Regions from separate parts of the Mus musculus genome. Here region 2 is linked to region 1. Evidence: chromatin loops called from intact Hi-C (ENCODE). Cell type or tissue: heart. All regions are shown on one strand. Each heading gives the region's core, and the rest is flanking DNA. Links, peaks and the distances in the headings are about the cores only.

Region 1 (7,946 bases), core at 1,217-6,216:
TTAGTCTGTATGTAGGTACCTTACAGCATCTAAGAAGGTCCCAGAGGACGCATGAGGGAGTTTTCTTTACATGGAGTGGTAACCATTCCCTAGGTGGGAGACTTTCCCCAGCAAAGATGGAGTCCCAGTTATGACCCATTCACTGCCTTCTGAAGAACCAGGCAGAGAGAAGGAGGCAGAGCCTCACCGTGGGTAAGACATTCATACTTCATATTTGGTAATTCTGGCATGGCTTTCCTGGTATAAACCCAGGGCCAGAAGAAGACAGAAGACAATGATCTCCTCTCTTTCATCTTTATCTGAAGCTAGGAACTTCTAATCTCATTGCCAGTCTACAGAACAACCTAACCATCTGGAAGAGGTCTAGTGTCTGAGGCACAATCACACAGTCCAAATGCAGGTGAACTCCAGACATTCATCCACTCTAGTGTCCAGGTGCAGTGAGGTAGTAAGAGAAGAAACACAACCCAGAAGCAAGGTGACTGAAATCACAAGTCCCTGATTCTGATGGACCTGAGCCTCCATTTGATTAGCTGAGCTATACAGGCTCCATCAGGTACTAGGCCATGCCTGTAGCCAAAGCTAAGAGGTAAGTTTCAGGCTCTGAGAGGCTGAGAGAAACAGTAGTGGGGAGCCAAGAACCAGACTGAATAACACCATGTAGAGCTCACCCAAGGGACATGCCGGCATTAGCTTCTTGCTCTGAGAGATCTGCCTAGGCCCTTAGCTTGGGAAAGCCTCCATCACCCTTGGAAAGGGCCGTCATGTCAACATGCAGGAGAGCAAGCCCTTTACTCCCAGCCATGTTCACCCAGGCTGTTAATGAAATCATGACAGTATGACCAGCCCAACCTGCACAGCAGATTTAGGCCACAGGCAATGGGTAGCTCTCACTCTCAAGGTACCTGTTCCTGGGCCCAAGGCCCTGCCTGGCCTCCTTACTCTTTCTCAGGTCATCAGGTTACTCAGAGGTCATAGTCCTTAGTGATCCAAAAAAGGCCTGAGCATGAGCCCAAAAGAAGTTCCAACATGAGAGTGCCACCCTCCTCTGCCTTTGGCCCTATGTGCCCAAACCCAACAGAATCTGGTCATCCATTCTGGTGGGAGCTGCAGAAGTGGCCCAGGGGTGGGGCACTGAAGCCCTCACAGGACCAGGGAGCACAGTCAAACAAGTCACTGTTTAATAAAAGTGAAAGGCCCTTCGAATCATCTCAAAAGGTACATTGTGCACAGGAAGTTAAAATTCAGGCCCTTGGTTTTCTTGCAGAAGGTTGTTGAAGACAAAGGAAGTCTGGGACAAAGCCACGTGGATTAGCTGTTCGCCTGTGCAAATAGGAAGAAGAGATAAGGTTATTCTCCTATGACAGACAAAGCTCAGTGCCCTCAATTCTGCCCCCTCCCTGTAGTCTCCTCTTTGTGCCCATCAGCATAGTCTGACTTGTCCATTCCCAACTCTTCCAGGAGGACTTTCCCTCAAAAGATGTGACACCGTGGACCCAGGTGTCATTGCATTGACACAATCAGGCTTCACAGCAATACCTCAGTCCCATTCTTTCTTTATCGGACAGATACTAGGAGAGATGCTCTTTCCCTAAGAAACCCTCCATCTTTTTGATCCCTGGAATGGAAGGAGCTGGAGATCTAACAGATTGTAGTGATAAGCCAGGAGGGTAGGCTCACAGGAACTCCTGGGCTTCTTCCTTGCTGTGCAACCTCTCCTGGACCCAAGTTGGGGAATTGAGATCTCTAGTCACCTCTCTCCCTCTGAACATGAACATAATGCCCCTCAAGAGACTCCTCTGAGGAAGAGTACCATTCTGACTATTCTATCACCCAAGTATGTGAGTGGGTGAAGGTTGGGTAGGTGCCTGGCTTTGCTGACCCTGCACTAAAATGGGGGGCCAAGGGGATTCTATGAGTCCAGCTCTGCCATCAGCGCTAGCAGGAAGGCCAGTAAGGTTGACACTGCCTCTCTCTAGATATACAGGCACCATAGGCCTAGAGTGGGCATATAGAGGGATTGAGAAATCATAGGGATAGGGAACAGAGGGGTGAAAGGATCTGGAACAGAGGGGTGAAAGGATCCAGGAGAAGCTTGGGTCATGAAAGTGTCTGCTTTCTGCCAAGGTGCAATCCTCCCAGATCCACGACTTGAGCTCAAGAACATGGACAGCCCAGGAATAGAGGAAATTACCCTCATTTGCTGGTAGATCCAATCTGTAAATACCGTCACGTTCCCGTATACTCCAGGTCTGAGTGCCTTGGCACAGCCCGAGCCCCAGCTCGTGTCCCCAATCAGCCACCAGATCCCATTCTTCAAAGTAACCAGCGGCCCTCCACTGTCTCCCTGGGGAACACAGCAAGTTACTGAGAAGAAAAAGGCACACTAAACGGTATATGCAGAGAGGACACTGGATATGAGAGAGGGTATGGATATGTCTCCCCTGAAGGTGGTAATGGTCACAGAGACATAATCCAAAAGGTTATATTGGTGCATGGCAGTTACAGTTAGCAAATGCATGGCAGAACACACTTCAACCACACCAACACTTGTGCCAAGCTAAAGCTTCTCTGGAGACCATAGCATGCCCAACCCTGGTTTCTGCCAGAGGTATAAATGTTGCCAGTGGCCACATCCCTCCCCACAGCTGTTCCCAGCTGGTTCCATGTCCCTGAGAGGTATCTCTGATCCCAGAAGAGCCCCCATGTCTCCCAGGGGCTCAGTGGGAACTGCATATTCAAAGGTTAAATAAAAACTCACAATTACCTGGCAAGAGTCGACAGACCCCTGGAGGAAGCCGGCACAGATCATGGCTGGTGTGATTAGGTTGTTGTATATGTATTTACTATTACATTTGGAGGGCTCGATCAAGGGTACCATGGCAGCATTCAACACGTCCGAGGTCTTCCCTAACAACAGAGGCATCAGCCAGCAGCTCTTGTGGACATCTTCCTCAAGAGGCCCATATTCCATGCAGATGATCGAATACCACTCTCCCCTCCTCCCTCCCTGTAATGGTTAACATTGATTGACAGGCTCTAGAATCAACTAGGAGACAAACCTCTGAGCATGTCTATGAGGGGATGTCTAGAGTGGGTGGATCAAGGAGGGAAAATGCTCTAAATTTAGCTGGGTCCAAGACTGAATAAAAAGGAGAAAGTGAGATGAGTATCAGAATTCATCTCTCTCTTCCTGAGTCCTGAATATATAGATGTGACCTGACATCATGTGCTCCTGATACCATGCCTTTCCCAAATGATGGATGGCACCTTCAAACTGTGGACAATAAATCCTTCTTCCCTTCAGCTAAGGAACTCCCTTGAGTTACTTTTGTCAAGAATTTTGTCACAGGAATGAGGAAGTAACTAGTATACTCCCTCAGTCCATCAAAATGTCAAGCTCTCTTCCTATGTGCTAGGTAGGGTTAATTTGATGATGTAATCGAATGGGGAAAGCAAGATACATAGCTCATGTAAATTGTCCAAAGCCAGAAACCACTGAATAACTGAACTGGGATTCAAATGAAGGGGTCCCACTGTGGAAATCAGTGTCCCATCCTGTGTGACCCAAAGCCTCACCTTTCTCATAGGTGGCCCCCCACCCCGAAATCCAGCATTCCTGGTCTAGGTCTAGCATCATGCCTGGGTTCGGCAGACACACTGGCTTCACTAGATCTGTTTAAAGAAGAGCAAAAGGTGAGTTAACAGTTGTCTTGGGAGTGATGGCTCAGTAGTTAAGAACACAAGGACCCATGTTTGATTCCCAACACTCACATGGTGGCCCACAACTGTCTCAAGAAATTTGACACCTTTTTCTGGCCTCTGTGGGAACCAGGCACGCAAATGGTGCACAGATCATAATTATAGGCAAAACACCCATGCACATAAAATAAGTTAAAAAAATTTTAACCATTTTTAAAACCAGCAATCTTTACAAATTATCAACCAGATGGCCTCAGCGGGAGAGGATGTTGTCCCCCAGGGACACTAGTGATGTCTGAAGCCAGTTCTGATCCACACAACCAGGGGGCGCTACTGCCCTCTAGTGGGCTGAGTCTCACGTACCATTAAAAGCCAAAGGTGTCTGCAGCTTCATGAGAGCAATGTCGTTATTCTTGGTCTTAGAGTCGTAATTTGGATGGGAAATTACTTTTTCTACCTGGTGTCTACTTCCATAGAACATGAGAGACTGTCTCAGAATTCCCGCAAATGCCGTCCAGTACCTCGGGCTGCTGAGGGGTCTGAGAGACAGAAGGGCAGACATGGAAACTCAGGACTACAGATATGAGGTGTTCACTTCAGTCTTTAAAACACATATGCTGAGTCCTGGAGTAAGATGACAGAGTCACAGAGTGAGGCTGGGGCAAGGAACTTCTCACTTCCCTCCCACCTCCCCATAGCTGAATGGCTCCCCAAGGATTCTGTTCCTTCACCCATCTTCTGCACCAGCCTACAAATAGAGCGACACCTTTCTGTGATACTTGAGATCACATCCTGACGAGCCTGGGTCTCACTAATCTTTATATGCTGGAGCATTTACTGACACAGGGGGTGCTTAATAAATGTGTACTGATGGACATACTTGGAGTCTTATCACTATCACGTTTTTCTTTCATCTGGGGATTTTCTTTGAAACTTCTAGCTTCAACCACTGGAGGAACCTCAGAATCTGGGATGCATGAGGAATGAAGGTACACTCCCAGGAAAGATAGCTTCCCTAACTTCCCAGCAGTGCCAGGGAGGAAGAAGAGAAGGGCACTCCTGTGTGGTAGTAACAGGCTAAGAGACATTGAGTCATCTGTCCAAGGGCACATAGCCAGAGAATGGCTGGGCCAGAAGTTGAGTCAGACTGAGGCTCACTTAAGGCAGAAAGTGCCCAAAATCTAATAAAGATATGATTTTGTTCTAAGTGGGTTGTACCTGTACACTCAGGAGCCTGGGGCATAATTATTCTTTTGAGGCCAGCCTGAACTAGATAATAAAACCCTTGGAAATGAAGAGAGGAGAGGGAAGAGGTGGAAAGAAAAGATGGAGGGAGGATGGAAGATGGAACAGTGTCTTTGGCAAGAGCTGACACTATGCAATATGGCGTAGTCACCTTTCCTGCCCACCTGTGAGGGCAATGCCAAGACAGAGGGTATCTACACAGGCTCCCAGAGAACCTACTAGGATAGTGTGAGGTTGTCAAAGTAGGCTTCGCCCTGAGATTAGCATCCAGGAAAAATGAGACTGATAGAGCAGGAGCTCTCAGAACTCATAGATGAAACATATCTAGTCACAGTGATGCTGATAATCATCCCTATCCCAGGCTGGGATGCAGCAGCAGGCAGGAGATACCATGGGGACATTTGTGTAATGAGTGGATGAAGCTGTGCACCTGTAGCACACATGTCCCCCACACAGCAGCACTGTCACCCCAGCAGGACATGGGAGCTGCCACACAGCTTGGTGTGGATCACATGGTGGCAGAGCCACACTCCAAACCCAAAAGTCTGGGCCACATGACTCCACTCTACTACCCTAGACTTCACAGAATGGAGGCATACTCTTCCACACAGTGGGCGGCCGTCACAATCCACTCGGGGGTGATGATGGAGCCTCCGCAGACGTGGACGCCTTGGACGTGCAGGCTGACCTGCCAGGGCCAGTCTCCTGGTGAGGCATTCAATCCACCCACAATCCTGCTCTGGCGTTTCACTGAGCGAACCCCGCATTCTGAGGGTGACAAGCATAAGTCAGGTGTCAGTCAACAGAACAGAAGACACCAGGGCCAGCACAAAGCCAATCATGTGTGCTCCAGCCAGCTGCTTTTCTCTGGCCTCACCAGGCAGTGGGGCCATTGCTGCCTCTGTTTTCCTATTATTAGGAATTTGAATAAGCAAGTGGCAAGTAGATGGTCACCTAGGTCCCCAAGGGGCCACTCCTTCCCTGGCTGGAACACAAGCTAATTCTTATTGCTATCTGATTCCATCAGATCTCTGACAGGATTAAGAAAGCCCTGGGTAACAGGCTCCTCATGGAGACTGACACACTCAGCACCCCAACCCCCAGTGAGGGAGGAGGCAAGTGAGGGTTTCAGCAGGAGTTATAAAGGGGAGCCAAGAGGTGAGTGTGTGTGAGGTGACTCAGTAGGTAAGTGAGGGGCAATTGGGGTAGATGAAAGCTGACCCTCCTCCACCCCCCCCACCCCCCACCCCCCAGGAAATAAAACATAGAGGTTCTTTGCTGAGCAGGGATGAGATCTACTTCAGGGTGAACAGTTCCTGCCAGCCTGAAGATGGAGCTCTTGAAACTTCACACCTGTGGGTCAAGTTTTCAGTTGAGAGAAGCCAAGGTAATATAAGAAGTAGATGGAGATATCCTGGGGTGCTGGAAGGCCCCCAGGCTAGTGGCTGGTGTTGGGGTAATAGATGAGCAGGCCTGATGTGTCTCAGCACAGTATGGGGCAGGACTTCTGGAAGGCATCCTTTAAGTGCCAGCTACACCTCTGTGAGTGACTGTGAGAACCCATGAAGCACATGTAGACAAAGGGGCTAACAACAGTGCTCTCCTAGCTGTGCAATAAGGGGGCCTTAAGGAGATTCAGAGCTCCTTTGCTAAAGTGTAGGCTTCAAGTCCCGGGCCTAGGCTGGACATCTATATTTATCTAGTGTGGGGTCCATGAGTAATTCACGCATACACACAAGCACACACACACACACACAGAGAGAGAGAGAGGGGGGGGGGTCTCCAGTTATCCCCTAAGCAAGCTCCCGAGGGAAGGTAGAATGCATGCAGGCATGCTTGATGTCAGCTCTCCTCCGGAAGCTATGTCCAGCGGAAGACTGAATGATACTGCTCTGGCTTTGGCCTTGGCCAGGTCACTGATTCTGAGGCTTCAGGCTCACCTACAACTCACATTCTTCTGCTTCATGGAGAAGGATCCACTAAGGCCCCCTATTCATTATGGCACCTAAAAGCAAGGCCTATCAGTATCCAGCCACCACCCACACTACAGTGCAGCAAAATGTCAAATCAGAGATCCTAGTGTAAGCAAGAGGCCTCAAGGCACATCCTTGCTGGTTCCTGGAGACCTTCTCTCACCATATCCCAAGCCCCAGGGACATTTTCCCAAAAACGACAGACTGGATCCTACTCAGAAGCATAGAAAAGCACCATTAAGAAGTACTCACTCACCTATACAGCGCAAAGAAACCACCATGCGGGATGAACATGAGTCACTGGAAAGAAAAAAGGACTCTGGTTACCAAGGCAGGGAGAGACACCGGTGTCTTCTCCTGGTGTTGCCTCCTTCCCACTACTAATGACCCTAATGATATGACTAGACCTGCATGAAGACAGTGGCAAAGACTGGATTCAGTCAGCGTACCAGACTCAGAGTCTAGCTATGCAACCTTGGGTGTGATGCTTACCCTCTCTCAGCCTCTTCTCAACAGGTAGAATAAGATAACAACCCAAGTTGATCACTGATCTGCACCATGTCAAAATTTTAAAACTTTGGAGCTCCTACACAATACCACAAATGACCTAACCACATGTGAAGTGTCACAGTCAGGTTAGAATGTAATGACCTTCAGTTTATGCATATGAGGTATACACAAGAGCTAGAGAGCTGGCTCGGTGAGTAAGGGTACTGGCTTCCAAATCTGAAAGTCTGAGTTTAATCCCTGAAATCCACATAGAAAGGACTGATTCCTCTGACCTCTGCCTGTGTGCCATGACAGCACCCCCACCAAATACACGGACTAAATAAATTTTAATAAATAGGAGAATACATGAAATAAATGAATTCTGTCCTTAGATTTGATTCCTAGCCCAAGGTTATCTCATACATAAGTATTTTAAAAATCTAAAATCTGCAGGGGCACAGGTGAGCTGGCCCCAAGGGTGCAAGCATAGGAAAGCTGACCCCACAACATGTCGGCTGTCCTGTGGGTAGGTGAAGG
Region 2 (7,946 bases), core at 943-5,942, 260 kb before region 1:
GGAAGCCAGGATCTGCTAGCTGCCTTCAGATGAAGATGTAGAACTCTCATTTCCTCCTGCACCATGCCTGCCTAGACACTGCCCTGCTCCCACCTTGACGATAATGGACTGAACCTCTGGACCTGTAAACCAGCCTTAATTAAATTTTGTCCTCTATAAGACTTTCCTTGGTTATGGTGTCTGTTCACAGCAGTAACACCCTAACTAAATCAATGGCCACATGGGAAAACACAGTGACTGCATGGTTTTGTTTTTAAAATGCTACTACAACACATGTCTTATGGTTTCTCCCTGGGAATTCCAGAGAGTGGTCCTGACCAAAATCCATCCTGGTCAGTATTTAGTTAAAACTTGCTTCCAGTTTGGCTCAAAATTGTAGAACTGTTTTGTTTGGTTTTCTCTCTTGAGACTCCCAGGATTAACACTAGGAGCTCTGTAGGCATGACCTTACAGTGGTCCTGGAGGAGGAAGTAAACACCTACCTGAATTCATCACACACACACACACACACACACACACACACACACACACACACACCCCAAAATGGTCACAAGGCTTTTCGCTAATTAAGGCAAAGTCTAGCACAAGCTACCCTTCACCCCATTCATGCTTCCTTTTGCAGCCAAAACCACAAGCTATGATGCCCTCCATATGAAAGAGGTGACTTATTGGCCCTGTATCCCCCAGGGAAGATTTTCTAGGAGCCTGGGGCCTCCATGCAATTGCCACATTCCCACACTTGAAAGGATAGCAAAGGCAGGGAGGTAAGTTCAAGGCACTCTGGTTTACATGAACAGGAAGGATGTGGGGGAGGGGGCAGGGGGTGACCTTTCCCTCTACACTCTTTCTCTAGTCAGAGAAGCTCTGAGGTAAGTACTGAGTGCCCCCTACCACATGCACACACACTCACACATACACACAGAGAGACACATAAACACACACATATACACGTACACTTACACACACACAGATGAGGGTCCTGAGAGCGGGTCATCTAAGAAGCCTGCCTGGTCAGAGAGAATTGGGCCTAACATTCAAAAGACCCCAGCAATTGGATATCTTTAACCTTCCTTGTGAATCTATCTCAGTGGGTCTTTAAATTCTACTCTCAGCCTTACTCCCCAGAGCTGAGCTAGACATGCCATAGAGCCTGGAGTCCTTTGGGGCCAAAGTGACCTGTGAACAGGACCTGATTGTTATCCTTTTATGGCTACAACAATACAGTGATCAAAAACGACTTGGGGAAGAAAGGGTTTATTGCATCTTACAGCCTTTATTCTATCAAAGGAAGCCAGGGCAGGAAGTCAAACAGGAACCTGGAGGGAGGAGGTGAAAATGAGGTCAGGGATGAGGGGCACTTACTGGCTTGTTCTTCATGACTCACCCTCTCTGCCTGCTTTCTTATCTAGTCCAGAACCATCTGCCCAGGGTGACACTGCCCAGAGTCAGCCAGGGCCTCCCACACCAATCATTAATGGAGAATATGTCCCATACCCTTGCCTACAGACAAAACTTATGGAGGCATTTTTGAGGTTTCCCTTTCTAAATAACCGTAGTTGTTTATGTAAAATTGAAAAGAAATAAACAAAACAAGATAACAAAAAAACAAACAGCTAACCTTCAGGCTGGGAAATAAACATGTGAGATGCCCCCCTCCCCTGTTGTTCTTCTTCCTAAGGTGTTGGGAGCCACTGACCCTGTTTGAATGTTAACTGCGTTGTCAGCCATAAGTGCTTACTTATAAAGTTTTGGCCTTAGTGGAAAAGTATTAGCTTAGTTGAGATTTTTGTGGGGAAAGTTGAGGCCTCCGTGGGAAAATACTACCCTCAGTTAAGAACAAATAGCTATAGATCTTATGCACAGGTACCTAGCAACCCATTCTGTTCTGTTCCTCCTGCTGAACTTTTTACCTAGCCAATATCCTGCTTTTGGGAACAGGTGAGTTCTCCCAGAAACAAAGAGCGATTCTGCGTCATCTCCCTCCCCATACCCTGCTTCTGTGGGCATAAAACCTGCCTGGGAAAAATAAAAATTTGACAGCTTGATCAATCAGACTTGCTGTCCGTCCTTGTGTTCCTCACCCCTCATTCTCTCCGCAGGCGGTTCCTCAGACCCTGTCCAACTGTCCCGCAGGCAGAGGCACTAAGGAAGCTCACATACAAATTGTAACCTCAGCACATGACCTTCCCAGGTTGATTTTATTCCAAGAACATTAAATTATATGTCCTGACAACTTTTAGGCTGAAGTTAGTGTCACATTGACACTGTATAAACTACCTCCAGCATCCACCTTAGAATTTTCCATTTTCTCCAGCAGACACTCTGTCTCTACCAGACATTGACTGCTTGCCTCAGGGGACACCATCTTTGTGAGGTCTCAAAGAAACAGGGACAGAGGCTGAGCTGCACCTATTTAACATATCAAAGTGGAGGCTGGTGACTAGTCTCTCCTGGCACCACCAGTCCTTGTTGCAGAGTCCTGGCTCCTCTAGGCACTTCTCACCTTGCCTTGAGCCTGTCTCCTCCAGCTCCTGAGCTTCATTCCTCCCTGCAGTGTCTCTGATTCCTATACAACTTCAGCCATTTTGGCTATGCAGCCTTTTGGTCTCTCTCATGCTCTCAGTCCTGAGATCCCTCCTGCCCACCTCCCCTCCCCTCCCCTCCCCTCCCCTTCCCTCCCCTCTCCTCTCCTCTTTCTCATTTCCTCTCTTGCTCTCCCATCCCCTTCTCCCATGGCCTGGTTCAGTCTACTGGCCCTGTTCAGCCAGGACCTTTCCAGATGCCTCTGGCTATGTTCTCTCTCATGTCTACAGTAAATCTTCTCCCCAACCACACTGTGGAGCAGCCAAGGCCTCGCTTTTCATTCAGTCACCACTACCATTCTACCTTCTGTCTGTTAACCCTCTAACCTATGGTCTATGTGTAAGTGGTAACATGCACTGTTTTTCATGCATGCAATGTTGGAGTATGTACTGGGACGGTCTTTTTATAGCTGAATAATTGTCTGCTGCATGAATCAGATTTGGTTTTTGTGCCATCAACATGTAAGTGCTCTGTGAATCTCTCTCTCTCTCTCTCTCTACACACACACACACACACACACACACACACACACACACACACGGGGGGGGGGGTGTAGGAAAGCAACTGCTGTTTGCTTTCAACTAACCTAGCCACCAGTGGACTAGAAGTCACCCATTCTTCCTCACAGATCCCCTCTTCCAGCTTCTAGCAGTTGATGTCACAGTTAACACCACGAGATTCCCTTTTATAAGCACTCCTTCCTTAAGTGGCACCTTGTACCACCTCCCACTGGTTAATACTGAGCAGGACATTGGCTTCAGCCTTCTCTGTAGCAGCTGCTTGAGAAGTGAACACTTATTAAAAGAGATTCCATGGGAGTGTAGGGAGGGAAGAGAAGAGAGACTTTGCAATCACAGGCTTTTCTTGGGGACAGGCACTTGGGGACATCCAAGGGTGGAACCAAAGGACCGACTCATTGGCTTCAAGACTGGGGTTCTCACACAAGGTGGAAAACAGGTGACAGAGGAGGAAGAGTGACTGGTTAGTGTTCCTTCCTGGAAAGCACAGGGACACGGAGGAGGGAACTGTGGGCATTCAGCTCTGATTATGCATACTCACTGACCGCCAAGCACAACAAGCACTTGGAGATAGACTAACAATCTTTTTTCTTCTGGCCATACTGGACATAGATTTTGGTTCAGCAATGAGCTTCCTTTTCAGAGGATGCAATGCGAAGCTTCCCCAGTAGAGGGCACTAGATGGCCATGAAGGAATACTCGGTCTCTGCCAGGAAGCTGCCTGCTGGAGAGACAGAAGAATGTGGGGTGGGGGTGAAGAGAGGTAGGGGGTTGGGTGGGGGGACACAATGAAAAGAGGCAGAACTAGAGACTCAAAGAGTCGTGAAGAAAGCCTGATGTGAGTAGCCAGGGATGCCTCCTAGGTCCATGATGGGGTCCTGTCTTTTGCTGCCACCAGGGGCCACGTCTGAGTCTGTGGCCCTGCAGAAGTAGGGATCTGTTACTACAAAAAGGCCACGTGGATGCCCCCCGAGGGCTACTCTCCTGGTACATGTTGATGTCTGAGGGCTGTGCAGAACTGGCGTACCCTCGCCTGGACATTGTGGGAGAGCTGGCCCTGGGGAGATGTTAGCAGGAGAGAAAACTCCGCCCCTATCCAGCTGCAGTACTTAGGAGAGCAGATCTGACATTGTGGGTGAGCCAATCCCCCGGAGAGTATGAATGTGGAAGAGTTGGCCCAGCCTCTTGTCTGCTATGTGGTGACATGGGAGAGGGAGAGATGTCCCCCTTTCCCCCTTGCCACCTACAGCAGGCTAGGAGCTGGCCCTGAGGTCACCAGAGCAGGAGAGATCAGAGCCCTGCCCTCATTTGCTGCAGCACAGTAAAGCTGGCCCTGGTTGTGGAGGTTTCAGGAGAGCAGGCCCTGCCTCTTGTCTGCTGTGTCATGACATTGGCAAGAGAGAGATCCCCACCCTCCATTTTGCCCTCACAACTGGCAGCAGGTGGGAAAGTTGACCCTGACCAGGTCATGAGAGCAGAACGGGCCCTTCCCATCACCTGCTGAGTCACTTGGGAGAGCAAGCTCCCTCCTCTCCCCTTCCCTTCCTTGTCCCTTGCCATCTATGGCAGGCAGGAGAGCTGGCCCCACGGTCATGAGAGTGGAAGAACTGTCCATGTCCCTCACAGCTGCAACACTCAGAAGAGCAGGCCCTGCACCTCACCTGGACAGCAGAGTAGAGCTGACCCTGGTGGCAGAGATGGCCTCAAGGTTGTGAGAGTGAGAGAGGCAGTGAGCTGACCAGCTCAGATACCTCTCAGGCCCAAATCTAAGACTTTGAATTGGTCCACCCCAACATCTACCCCTTGATGAACTGCTGGAGTTCATGAAGGGGCCTAAACTCCTGTATCTCCATGACACAGGACAACAGCAGACTATCTGAGAGGAGTCCCAGCGAGCTTCTAGTATCAGTAGAGTGGCAGAAGCCAGAGGCCTTGAACCAGACCAACAAGTCATTCAATGAACATTTGGAAACAAAGAAATGTGGACAAAAAGGGTGTGATGTGGGACACACTATAACACACTGTAGCTTCCACAAGATTTTTTTTTTCTGCAAGGGTGGAGAGTGGACACAAGGGGAGGGGGAGATGACTGGGATTGGGATGCGTGATGTGAAACTCACAAGGAACCAATAAAAAGCTTTAAAAAATAATAAAACACTTAAAAGAGCAAATACATTCTATTTTCCATTTCATTCTTGACCTCTTAAAGTGGGAGGAGTGGACCAAACATTTAAAACTAAAGGAAATGATTTTAAATGCTAACATGGAATTATCACCCATCAAGCTAAGATGATGATCTTAGAAAGAGCTGTTTGCTTTCCTCTGTAGCTAAACATATCCCCTTGAACCTGACCTGCATCTGGTTGCTAGGGCAAGCACCAAATTAATATGTGTTCCTACATGGTGCCCTTAATAAAACCTGAGGAGGCATTTAAAAGTTGAAGAGATGAGAATATTAAAATCATTCCATCACCATCTGAGCACATGAAGGGCCACAAAGCTGGTGTAGACACCAAAGCAGTGTGAATCCACAGGAAAAACTCCTATTTCTTACTCTCCTGCTTTGTAGTTATTGCCTAAAAGATCAGCTTTCACCCTGCTGCACAGTCTCCCTAGGCTTTGCACATGGTCGTCTGAATCTCATGTATATGCTCTGTTATGTGAGCATCTGGCTCCACAGCTATTTCGCAGGGATGAGGGGAGACCCAACTGCTTTCTCCAGGAACCAACCTTGAGATTCTGTAGCTGATAATTATCACTTCATTTGGAAGCTCCCATAAAGCCTGTAGCTGTGACTGCATCATTGCTACCCACTAGCCAATCATGTGAAAGCCTTGAATTGCCTGTTTGGGAAACATGGGATTGTTTATACCCACAGAGAGGCTATAGGTAGAGTCAAGGACTGAGTCTGAAGTGAGACCTTGGGGTGGAGTTCTGCTTTGAACAAAGAATTGTCAACAACACCCAACAGCCACCAGTAAGCCTTAGAGACAAGGACAAAGACCCCCAGAAAATTCTTGTGGTTTACGTGCCCAGCAGCCATAAGCGATCAGTTCTTCTTGGTCCCTAGAAGTACGTCTGGAATGACCTTGCTGCTAGGGTGTTCACACATCTTACAAAAGAAAGACCAAAGGAGGAATTTTAGAAGGGGTGGAGGCTGAAGGTTGGGGGTTGAAGGATGGGAATAAGATAGTCTGCGTTCCTAATTACAGAGGTGGCTCTCACTTTCAAGGAGAGAATACTGACCAAGTAAAGTAGGTGTGGTTTGGAGGAGAATGACCCCTATAGGTTTGTTCGAATGCTTAGTCCTCAATTGGTGGAACCGTCTGTGAAGGATTAGGAAGTATGGTCTTAGAGAAGGTGTGTTTCTGGGGATGGGCTATCAAGTTACAAAAACCTAAATCGGTCCAGGCCTTTGCTCTCCTGCTCTCTCCCTCAACCCCCCTCCCCTCTCCCCTCTCCCCTCTCCCCTCTCCCCTCTCCCCTCTCCTTTCTCCCCTCTCTTCTCTCCCCTGCCTCCTTGTTGTTGTCTCAACATGTAAGATCGCAACTAAGGCTCCAGCACCATGCTACCTGCCTCCTGCCTTTCTTCTTGCCACGATGGTCATGGATTCACTTTTTGTAACCATGATCCCACATTAAATGCTTTCTTTTATAAGTTGCCTTGGTCATAGTATATGTCTTGGTTATGGTTATTATTGCTATGATGAAACATCATGACCAAAGAAACCTGGGGGAGAAAGGTTTACTTGGCTTACAGTTTCCATATCACTGTTCATTAGCAAAGAAAGTCAGACAGGAACTCAAGAAGGGCAGGAACTTAGAGACAGGAGCTGATGTAGAGGCCATGGAGGGGTGCTGCTGACTGGCTTGCTCCTCATGGCCTGCTCAGCCTGCTTTGCTACAGAACCTAGAACAACTAGCCCAGAGATATCACTACCCACAATGGGCTGGGCCCCTCAACCATCAATCACTAACTAAGAAAATGCCCTACTGGTTTGCCCACAGTCCATCTTATGGGGGCATTTTCTTAATTGAGGTTCCTTCCTCACAAATGGCATTATCTTGTGTCAAGTTGACATAAAACTATCCAGCACAACTGACCCCTTGTCAACTTGACAAACAAACACATCATTAAGTCACAACCTTTTCTTTCTTGTTCATCCTCAAAATGACACCTTAATATCACAATAGAAAACATTTTACAGACTTAAAAAGTCTCAGTCTTTGCAAATTCCAACACTTTAAAATTCAATCTCTTTTTTAAAAATCCAAAGTCTCTTTTAAAACCTCTTTAAACATTCAGTCTCTCAACTGTGAGCTCCTATAAAATCAAAAATAAGTTAAATACATCCTTACTTCAAGAGGACAGAACCAGGGCACAGTCAAAGCAAAACTAAACTCCAACTGATGTGTTAGAATGGCGGGTCACATCTCAACAGCACACTAGGCTAAGACAGTTCCACGTGGAAGAGGTTTTATTGGAAGGGAGAGACAGGTGACGGCAGAAAGAGAGGAGAGGGAGAAGAGAGAGGGAGAGAGAGAGGCATTCCCTTTATTTATACGGAAAATGACTTAACGCAGGTAAAGGTGGGAGGTGAGCCAAGTGGATTCTGGGAATATGGTAGCTGTTGTCTTGGTAACAGGTCTGTAGGTTACGCTGTCACCTATGTGAGGTCATAGGTTTGGGAGGTCCTCATGCCAACACCAACTGTGTGAATAAGTCAGTATCCAATGTCTGGAAAACATTCACCATCTTGTGGGCTCCTCCAAAGGGCCTGGATCACTTCTCTGGCTCTGTCCTCTTCTTGCCATAACGTTCATGGATTCAGTCAGCTCCACACA

What was found. Peaks named below come from ENCODE experiments on the same cell type or tissue, not always from the same donor. Only the 100,000 strongest peaks of a DNase experiment are listed, where the experiment ranks them.
Region 2: a loop joins it to region 1, with 8 times the contacts of the local background. A loop is called at or near these places in 14 of 42 quality-filtered maps.

Annotation. Positions count from the first base shown.
Region 1 is chr16:97,564,829-97,572,774 of GRCm38, forward strand. Tmprss2 (transmembrane protease, serine 2) reads right to left here. Exons shown (of 14, transcript NM_015775.2): 8 at 7,177-7,220; 9 at 5,547-5,715; 10 at 4,066-4,241; 11 at 3,580-3,675; 12 at 2,768-2,910; 13 at 2,195-2,347; 14 at 1-1,323. The coding sequence ends at 1,312. Among named protein-coding and RNA genes, the nearest start is that of Tmprss2, 42 kb to the right of the region's middle. In heart, for the core only: a CTCF peak has its summit at 4,031 (motif pointing left); no DNase peak of the experiment used is centred there; H3K27me3 peaks cover 288 bases.
Region 2 is chr16:97,309,280-97,317,225 of GRCm38, forward strand. No RefSeq gene overlaps it. Among named protein-coding and RNA genes, the nearest start is that of Bace2, 43 kb to the right of the region's middle. In heart, for the core only: CTCF peaks have their summits at 3,757 (motif pointing right) and 3,968; no DNase peak of the experiment used is centred there; H3K27ac peaks cover 1,233 bases.